Regions from separate parts of the Homo sapiens genome. Here all the other regions are linked to region 2. The links are chromatin contacts, found by Hi-C or POLR2A ChIA-PET in ENCODE. All regions are on one chromosome and are shown on one strand. Each heading gives the region's core, a stretch centred on a gene start or an enhancer-like site at or near the end of the contact. The rest is flanking DNA. Distances are from core to core; before and after follow the strand shown.

Region 1 (3,405 bases), core at 618-3,117, 190 kb after region 2:
AATAGTTTAGTGTGTAACGTTCCAGACACCTACATTTTTTATTCGAATAAATATATGCAGATACACACTCAGAGGATAATTCAAAACAGAAATGGAACTACACTATTCCTATTATACTGTGACGTGGCTCACTTATAGATATTTTATACATTCCTTTGTGTGATTTTGTTTGTTTTTTATTTATTTATCTTTTTTTAATTTTACTTTAAGTTCTGGGATACATGTGCAGAACATGCAAGTTTGTTACATAGGTATACACGTGCCATGGTGGTTTGCTGCACCTATCAACCCGTCATCTAGGTTTTTAAGTCCCGCATGCATTAGGTATTTGTCCTAATGCTCTCCCTCCCCTTGCCCCCCAACCCCTGACAGGCCCCCGTGTGTGATGTTCCCTTCCCTGTGTCCAGGTGTTCTCATTGTTTAACTCCCACTTATGAGTGAGAACATGCAGTGTTTGCTTTCTTGTTCCTGTATTAGTTTGCTGAGAACGATGGCTTCCCTGCAAAGGACATGAACCCATTCTTTGTTATGGCTGCATAATATTCCACGGTGTATATGTGCCACATTTTCTTTATCCAGTCTATCATTAATAGGCATTTGGGTTGATTCCAAGTCTTTGCTATTGTGAACAGTGGCTCAATAAACATATGTGTGCATGTGTCTTTATAGTAGAATGATTTATAATTTGGGTATATAATACAAATAAATATAGCATATTCTTGCTAATGGTTATAGAGTATACCACTTTTGAAAGTATATGAATGAGTTGAATTAGTCACGAATAGATGGTCATTTTTGTAGCTTCCTATTTTTCACTATTGTAAACAGCATGACTCTAAATATGTGCTTGTACATATGCTTTTGTTTGTTTGTTTTAAGACAGGGTCTCACTCACTCTATCGTCCAGGTTGGAGTGCAGTGGTACAACCTTGGCTCACTGTAACCTCTGCCTCCTCGGTTCAAGTGATTCTCCTGCCTCAGCCTCCAGAATAGCTGACATTACAGGTGTATGCCACCACACCTGGATAATTTTTGTATTTTTAGTAAAGATGGGGTTTCACCATGTCGGCCAGGCTGGTCTCAAACCCCTGACCCCATGTGATACCCCCACTTCGGCCTCCCGAAGTGCTGGTATTACAGGCATGTGCCACCATACCCGGCCCATATGCTTCTTTGAATATGTGTAGTCTGAAAGGTGAATTGCTTTGGAGAGAAAATACTGGGATTCAACCTTCTGTCCACTTGGCAATTTTCTTCCATTCTTTTCCAGTCAGAGATTTCTATGCCTAGGAGGGTAATTGACACAGAATGACAGCTACTATTTTCACTGCTGCTTTTCCTTTTTACCTGCTTCTGGGGAGTAAGGGAGAGTTGAAAACTAAAATGGATGTACTCTCTTGCCAAAGTGGGAAGATTGTCATGAAGGCCAGCTCAAGCTTCAAGACAAAAGCTACTAATAGTGCTCTTGACATCATTCTTAGAGAGAAAGAAGATGCGCTTACTGATTGAAAAACTTGGCAGTTTTTAGCAACAAGGAAAGTTGGTGAATTTTCCCAGGTTAAGTGTGAAACATGACAGAGCTTGGGTGAGCTGCTCTGACTCCTTATTCATTGTTGCTATTTTCTTTTTTTTTTTTCTTTTTTCAAATTATACTTTAAGTTCTGGGATACACGTGCAGAACATGCAGGTTTGTTACATAGGTATACATGTGCCTTGGTGGTTTGCTGAACTCACATCTGAACCGGTCATCTACTCATTGTTGCTATTTTCTATGAAGCCCCAACCCCCTGTGATTTCAGTATAAACACCATACAGCCACCCACACCCCACCGGCTCCCTATGACTCAGTCACATGCTCATCCCCGAGTCATTAGAGAATGGAAATCATGAGCAAGATCTGGCTCACACCCAGGGAGTGACAAAGCATGTCCAGAAAATCAGGGATTCCCCTTCTGCCAAGGAGGCGCGAGTGGAGACAGCCAATTCTCCATGGTCAGGAGGGGGATGTTTCAAAGCTCCAGGCCTCTGAGGTTGGCAGAACTGCATGTTGTTTTGGGAAACTGTGCATTGCAGCAATTGTGAGAGAACAGAACTGTCTTCGAGGCAAGAGAAATAACAGAGCTGAAATAGACCATGCAATAATGGTGAACTGTAATCTCAGGTTTCATTGGTGCCATGATCTTAATTATAAATAGTATTTGAAACCCATTTTTCTCCCTCTTTAATGATAACAACTAAGTTTGTTAAGTAGTTACTCTGTTTTAGGCACTGTCCTAAGGGAATTAGAATACTATAAGTATTTTGGACAACAATTTGATCCTCAGGACAACCCTTTTGATAGGATTATTGTGATCTTCACTGAAAATTGAAGAAACTGAGTCTCAGAGGCTAGACAAGGACTTTGTTACACAGTTAAGAGAGTGTGAATCCCAGGCTTTGTGAAAGATTAAAATAAGCACAAAATAAATGCATGTTACAAATCATTACTGAAAAGGAGCAAATGCATTTAACCTCAAAGTTAGCTCGCAGTTTCTGAACGTCAAGAATCTGGAAGCAGCTTAACTGCATGGTTCTGCTTCAGAGTCTCTCATGACATGGCAGTCAAGTAGTCAGATGGGCTGTCGTCTCATTTGAAGGCTTGACTGGGGGAAATTCATTTCAATGCTTATTCATGTGGCTGTTGGCAGGAAGTCTCAGATTCTCACTATGTAGGTCTCTCTTCAGGGCTGCTCCCAAAATAGCTCCCCCCACCTGCCCCCCACCCCGCCCCCCACCATGATCAGTTGAAAGACAGAGAGGAGAGAAGAGAGCAGGGAGGAGGGAGAAGGGAGGAAGAAAAAAGGAGAGCAGGAAAGGGGGGGATGGGGGAGAGATAATATACCTGCAATTTCTTTTGTTATCTAATCTCAGAGGTGAAACACCATCACTTCCGCTGTATGCCATTGGTGAGACCAACCCTGGTATAATGTGGGAGGGAACTACACAAGGATAGGACTATTAGAAACTGGTTACCATAAGAATACATCTCTCCGCTAGAAAATCTTTGTGGTCTTCACGTGAAACAACACACCAAGGACCTAGTATCCTTTATTTTTTTCTCTCCATCCATCACTCCGACCAATGTCAAATATATACAATTGGAGGGAACATTTCTTGCCAAAGAATGAGGAGCTTCTATGTTGATTCTGCATGGGAATATCACCCGATAAACTTTGTTCCTGTCAACTCAGTCTCCTTAACAAATAGGCAGGTAGCATTGTCTTCCCTTTTACCACCTTGAATCAAGGATGCTGGTTATTCTAACTCCAATTCCATCTCGAAGGTTAATTCTCTACCTTGCTCTGCCCTCTTTGTGATGCACACAGACTATGAAACTCATGTTCCCTTACCCCGGCTTTCAGTTGG
Region 2 (3,467 bases), core at 573-3,072:
ACGATCACGGCTGTCTGGGTTGCTTTGATGAAGCAATGAAATGGTACCTTTGAGTACCTGGCATATAGGAAGAACCATTGGGGAAAGGTTTACCATTATTATTATATTACTATCTGTTTCATTTACGTATTGTTGCATAACCAACCACCTTAGAGCTCAGGGCCTGCGAGCCTGCCTGTGGGCCTGTTCTTTGGGCAGTATTTAGTGAGGCTGACTTGTCTCTGCTTCATATATTGTCTGGAATCTCCATGGAGGGGTCTGCCTTGGTGAGGAGTGGCTAGGCCAGCTGGGTGCCAGGTGGTCGTGTCCTCTCAATTGTTCCCTGGGTGGTCTCTCTAGCATGGCAGTTCCAGGGTGGTCAGACTTCATACATAGTGGTGTCCTGCCTCAAAGTGAGTGTTCCAAAGTCTGAGAAGAAACTCGAGGCTTCTTTTGATTAAGTGTCAGAAGTCAACATCCCTTTTACCACATTTTATCAGTCAAACAAATCAATAGGGCCAGCATAGTCTCCAGTATAGAGGTATGAGAACTCACTTCTCTCCATAAAGGTAGAAGAATCTGTAGCCATTTACATTATTCATTGAAGGGAGCAGTGTGGGTTGTTGTGTGCTACAAATTAAAAGGAAAATTTGGGGATTTTAAGCCTACTTTTAAACTTTATTTTTTTCTTTCCTACTTTTATTTTAGGCTCAAGGGTTATATGTGCAGGTTTGTTATATGGGTAAACTGTGTGTTACAGGGGTTTGGTGTACAGATAATCTTGTCACCCAGGTAATGAGCAGAGTATCTGATAGGAAGTTTTTCAATCCTCACCCTCCATTCTCAAGTAAGCCCTGATGCCTATTGTTTCCTTCTTTGTGTCCATGTGTATTTGATATTTAACTTCGTCTTATAAGAGAGAACAGGAAGTATTTGCCTTTCTGTGCCTACATTAATTCGCTTAGGATTATGGCCTCCAGCTCCATCTATGTTGCTGCAAAAGACATGATTTCATTCTTTATTATGGCTGCATAGTATTCCATGGTGTACATGTACCACATTTGCTTTATCCAGTGAACCATTGATGGTAAGCTTACTTTTGAACCCAATTCAAATTACTTTTATCAACAACAACAACAACAAAAAGATAATGGTGACTTATTGTCTCATGTAACTGAATAATACTCCTCTGAAGTGTTATTTGATCTAAGACTCATGGATTGACTAGGCTGCCTTTCTCTTCAACTCTCAGGCACACTCCATCCACATGACAGGCATGGTGGCCAGTGGAGAACCACAGTTCACATTCTCCAGCTGAAAGCCACCATCTTTCCTATAGAAAAGTCCTGGGAAAGTCTGAACAATTTGCTTTCAGTTAAGTGTCCACTAGTGTGATGGAGGTGTGAAGGGATTGTTGATCCCAGTCAAGTCACATGAAGTGGGTTGCCAGCAGAGAAGGTGGGCTCTGAGACCATCACAGGAAGGGAAATAAGGAAACTGTGATAAAGACAAAACCAGTGTGGCCACAGTCTACCATAAACATCTCACACTCTGCTATTCTACACTGAATTCTGATGCTAACCACCAGCTGGTGTTAGCACCAAGTCCACAAGTGAAGGACACACTCCCCAGTAAGACTATACTCACTTCCGATGCTAGCCACAAGCTTGAGGGTGTCCAGGCCACTCACACTTCTGACCAACTGGCTGAAAATTCAAGAGTGCATGACTCTTGAAAGGGGCTGGATAATTTGCTAGAATGACTCAGAGAATACAGGAAATAACTATACCTAGAGTTATAGTTTTATTACAAAGGATACAAAATCAGGACTAGCCAAAAGGAGAGACACATAAGGCTGAGGTCTGGGAAGGTCCCGAACACAAAGCTTCCGTGCCTCTCCCCACGGAATCGGAGTACATCACCCTCTTGACACATCAGTGTTTTTGGTCATCAGGAAGCTCCATTAGTTTTGGTGTCTAGATTTTTTATTGGGGTTACATTGCATAGCAATGATGGATTGAATCATGGACCACATGGTCAAACCTGGTCTTCATCAGCCACCCCTCCCAGTGGTTAGGCTGTCTCGAAGCCTCAAATGTCTAACTGTGTGATTAGTGTTTCTGGTTGACCAGCCCCCATCCTGAGTCACCTCATCTCTTACCATAAACTCAGGTATGGTCTGAGAGGCTCATGAGTAACAAAGACTCCTATTGCTCAGGAAATTCCAAAGATTTAGGGTTTCCCATTTAGAAACCAGAGACAAAGCCCAGCCAAATTCCTTCCTTTTTTTTTTTTTTTTTTTTTTTGAGATGTAGAGACAAGGTCTTGCTCTGTCATCCAGGCTGGAGTGCGATGGTACAATCATAGCTCATTGCAGCCTTGGACTCCTAGGCTCAAGCAATCCTCCTGCCCCAGCCTTCTGAGTACAGGCATGCACCACAATGCCTGGGAAATTTTTTTTTTTTTTTTTGTAGAGACAGAATCTCATTATGTTGCTCAGGCTGGTCTTTAACTTCTGGCCTGAAGCAATCCTCCTAACTTGGCCTCCCAAAGCACTGGGATTACAGGCACAAGCCACCACAGAGCCAGCCTCTCACACTCTTTACTATGCCACACAGGCATTGCTTCATGTGAAATATAAAATTCCCTTAATAAAGCATCATCACACCCACTTAGAAATGAAGACATTGTGGGTATTCTGAGATAATACAAGAATTGAGCCCTTGTTTTCTTGAACCCATGTTTTTATTTAATTTTCTTTTCTTACTATACCCCAATACTTACCTCTAATGAGAAAGCTACTTTGTTGCAAATAACTGCCTCAGTCACCTCCATCTCTAACTGGCAAGTCCCAATTATTCTACACTAAAGGAATTATCAATTTTAGTGAGGGAATTCCACTCCTTTTGTCTTGTGGAAGATTCTAGGAGTTAAAAGTTCTGAGTTGCAGTCCCAGGTCTGCACATTAGGTCAGTTGGATGCATCCCCTTACCTCTGGACTCAGTTTCTTCATCTGAAAAACAGCTAGCCTAGACTGACTGCCACAGAGGATCTTGTGAGCTCTGAAAGTTTCAGAACTCACTGCCGCTCAGCTTTGCAATGTGGAAATATCACTTGCCATTGGGATGGCCTGGGAAAATTAAGAATACTTTCCAACAGAGGAAATCTACACCCAGAAATTCCCTCTTTTATTTGTCCATTCACAAATATATTTTCAATACCTGTATGTGCCAGGCACCACATGAGATGCTGGAGATGTAGCAAAAGAAAGGCATATTTAGAGCCTATCTTTATGAATTTAAAGAATAATGAAATCAGACATTAATCCAATCATTCAAACATGATAGAGGAAGTAGGGTGTATGGGGCATAAGATAGGGAGAACTAGGCTGGGCGCGGAGGCTTACGCCTATAATCCCAGCACTTTGGGAGGCCGAGGAGGCAGATCACGAGGTCAGGAGATCGGGACCATCCTGGCTAACATGGTGA
Region 3 (3,261 bases), core at 659-3,158, 240 kb before region 2:
ATGAGAACACTTGGACATAGGAAGGGGAACATCACACACGGGGGCCTGTAGTGGGGTGGGGGTAGAGGGGAGGGATAGCCTTAGGAGATATACCTAATGTAAATGCTGAGTTAATTGGTGCAGCACACCAACATGGCACATGTATACATATATAACAAACCTGCACGTTGTGCACATGTACCCTAGAACTTAAAGTATAATTTTAAAAAAATGAGCAAAAGAGTTTAAAGACATTTCTCAAAAGAAGACATGCAAATGACCAACAGGTATATGAAGAAATGCTCAACATCTCTAATCATTAGGGAATTGCAAATCAAAACCACAGTGAGATATCACCTCACTCTAGTCAGAATGGCTATTATCAAAAAGACAAAATAAAAGTTGGCAAGGATGTAGAGAAAAGGGAACACTTACATGCTGTTGGTGAGACTGTAAATTAGTATAGCCGTTATGGAAAACAGCATAGAGGTTCCTCAAAAAACTAAAAATAGAACTACCATATGATCTAGCAATCCTACTACTGGATATACAAAGGAAATGGCATTCACGTGTCAAAGAGATATCTGTACTCTTATGCTTAATGCAGCATTATTTACAATAGCCAAGATATGGAATCAATCTAAACATCCAACAATGGATGAATAAATTAAAAATGGCATATATACATAATGGAATATTATTCAGCCATAAAAAATGAAATCTGGTCATTTGTGTCAACATGGAACATCACATTATTAAGTGAAATAAGCCAGACACAGAAAGACAAATACCATATGATCTCACATATATGTGCAATCTAAAAAATTTATGTCATAGAAGTAGAGAGTAGAACAGTGGATACCAGAGACTAGGAAGGGGCAGCAGGAATAGGGGAAGATGGGAGATATTGGTCAATGGGTACAAAATTGCAATAAGAGAGGAGAAACAAGTCCTGTCACTCTGTTGCACAGTGGGGTGACTATGGTTAGGAGTCAGGCATTGTATATTGTGAACTAGCCAGAAGAGAAGTTTTTGAGTATTCTCGCCACAAAGGAATGATAAATGCATGAGGTGATTTGATAATTATGCAACCTATAGGTATGTTAAAACATCAAATTGTAATGTATAAATATGTACAATTACAATGTAAAAAAATTTTAAAAACGTCTTTCATTTTCCTATAAAGATGATCTTCATCATGAATAAAAAAACGATCTTAATGTGAATGTGTATAGGTGATGCTGCAAAACTATGAATGTATCTAATAAGGGGTGCAGTCCTGGGGGTATATGACCATGTTGCCTTTCTAAAGTCTATGAAGTTCTGAATTCTGAAACCCATCTGGCCCTGGGGGTTCTGGATTAGAGATGTGGACCCACATCTCTTTTTATGGTTACTTCCTATTTATGGCAAACATTTAAATGTATATAGAGTAAGTCCATTTAAACCCCCCAAAATACATATATAATAATAAGAGGGTGCTCAGAGTTGGCTCACATTGTAGAGTGGTATAGAAATGACTGACGTTTGGGAAAGCTTGTCCTGAAGGATATTTTCCATCCTTTTAATGACCCCTCAACATTTTTTTTTCTTGTTTCTCACACTATTTTGTCATCACCAAGCCACCCCCTTACTACCTTCAAACCTGGAGCATCTTTGTATGTAATGGTGAATTAATGAACAATCCTGTCTCACCCATACAATGATAGGTGACTTCAAGAGCTGATTCGACATTCCTGACAATTTTAGAGACAACCTTTGAGGTCACTGAGGACTTGCATAGGAAGGGTTTTCCCTGGGGAACCTGGATGGGGGCCAGAGTCAGGGATCTCAGAGTTCTGGGTCCCAGGAACACTATCCATGGCTTCTAGGCCAGACTCATCAGAGTGCTGTGTTCTGAAAGGAGCTGGTTCAATCCTTTCAAAGGGCAATATCCCCAGCCCTAAGTAGTTCTTAAAACACCAAACAACATTAGCTCCCACAAATGAGGGAGGCTTAAACCTAAATCTGATTACAGCCGAGAGTGGCAAGGCGGCCAAGGTGCTATAAAGAAATTACGTTATTATGTCCAAGGGATGCCATTAAAACTCTGTTTACAAACCAAATGTGCCAGAGAGTGGGTCAGGGAAAGAATTATTAGCAACAAAGCTATTTGATCTCTTTTATGATCCAGTGAGTCATATCGCTCCATGATCTAGAAGGTGAATAATGAAAACCTCAAGCCTGTTGATTTATAAACAGGCCCAGAATTCTGTGTTCTTTAACCTCAGATGCCCTCTTAAGTGTGACTTACCCTAAATCAAATGGGACATCAGATACCACTGGGCTTCTCCCTCCTCCTGAGAGGTAATTGAAGAGGTGATTGGCGTACAGGGTGCATAAAATCCCTGTTCAAGATGATGGATAGCTTCGGGGGATGGGTCACCAGCCAGGACTTAGAGACACGGCTTTGTTTCTACATGCCTTGTATCTGCAGGGCTTGAGGCTCCGAAGCTGCTTTTGTTCAAGCTCCCGGATTCTCAGCTAACCAAGGAAAGGGAGGCTCGGGGGTCGATGTTAACACTTTGTCCTAATAGCCACGATTTTGCTCCCCTTTTCTCCCTCTGAGGAGGTTGTAAGGAGCAGGATCAATCTAGGTTTACATCGGAACTCCACCACTATGGAAAGCAACCTCAGGACAGTTGCTTCAGGCCTCTGAACCTCAGTTTCCACATCTGCAAAATGACACAGTCATGGTTGGAGCCCTTACTCTGTGCCCAGCACTAGGCTAAGGTGCTTTATATGTGGCACATGCCAGATTATTATTATTTTTTATTTTTAAAAATTTATTTATAAGACGAGGTCTTGCTACGTTGCCCAGGCAGGTCACGAACCCCTGTGTTCAAACAATCCTCTTGCCTAGGCCTCCCAAGGTGTTGGGATTACAAGTATGAGCCACCGAGCCTGGCTCCCAGATTATTTAAATCCTCACAATGATCAGACTAATCATTTATCTCCATCCTGCCATCTAACAGACACTCCTCTAAGAATTTTCTATCTATTTGTTTATTTCATCCTAACGGTAACTCTGTGAGGCAGTGCTGAGATCAGGGTCCTCCAGGAGCCGACCCTGAGACAGGATTTGAGTCTAAGTGGAGAATTTGAGAGGAGATCTCAAGAAGCATGTGCAAGGAAGTGGAGAGGTAAGATGGGAAAGGAAAGAAGTTCATCAAGTCTCAGCCCTCACCCCATGTCACCAGCATCCCTACTGTGGGCAACTCGGATGTGGTCCCTGTGGGAATC

What was found. Hi-C counts contacts between places; a loop is a spot of excess contacts on that map. ChIA-PET counts read pairs that join two places held with the same protein, here RNA polymerase II (POLR2A). Pooled maps may share reads with other maps.
Region 1: a loop to region 2 is called in a map of mammary epithelial cell, with 4 times the contacts of the local background. The contact joins two enhancer-like sites. A Hi-C loop is called at or near these places in 1 of 168 maps with a recorded cell type or tissue (mammary epithelial cell) and 2 of 50 pooled maps. POLR2A ChIA-PET finds 5 or more read pairs at or near these places in 2 of 52 experiments (A549 and AG04449).
Region 3: a map of PC-3 shows a loop between it and region 2 (3-fold over the local background). The contact joins two enhancer-like sites. A Hi-C loop is called at or near these places in 4 of 168 maps with a recorded cell type or tissue (IMR-90, PC-3, heart right ventricle and 1 more) and 1 of 50 pooled maps. POLR2A ChIA-PET finds 5 or more read pairs at or near these places in 3 of 52 experiments (AG04450, BJ and PC-3).

The regions. Positions count from the first base shown.
Region 1 is chr12:115,339,729-115,343,133 of GRCh38, forward strand. All of the region lies in intron 2 of LOC124903082 (a long non-coding RNA gene), which reads right to left. Among named protein-coding and RNA genes, the nearest start is that of LINC02463, 540 kb to the right of the region's middle. RefSeq lists an enhancer at 1,141-2,340. Within about 2 kb of position 1,868, at least 8 of the 41 ENCODE cell types and tissues checked have a DNase peak (open chromatin) inside an H3K27ac peak, as active enhancers do.
Region 2 is chr12:115,154,094-115,157,560 of GRCh38, forward strand. The region is part of intron 1 of LOC124903081 (a long non-coding RNA gene); the gene reads left to right. Among named protein-coding and RNA genes, the nearest start is that of TBX3, 470 kb to the left of the region's middle. Within about 2 kb of position 1,823, at least 4 of the 41 ENCODE cell types and tissues checked have a DNase peak (open chromatin) inside an H3K27ac peak, as active enhancers do.
Region 3 is chr12:114,912,302-114,915,562 of GRCh38, forward strand. No RefSeq gene overlaps it. Among named protein-coding and RNA genes, the nearest start is that of TBX3, 230 kb to the left of the region's middle. Within about 2 kb of position 1,909, at least 3 of the 41 ENCODE cell types and tissues checked have a DNase peak (open chromatin) inside an H3K27ac peak, as active enhancers do.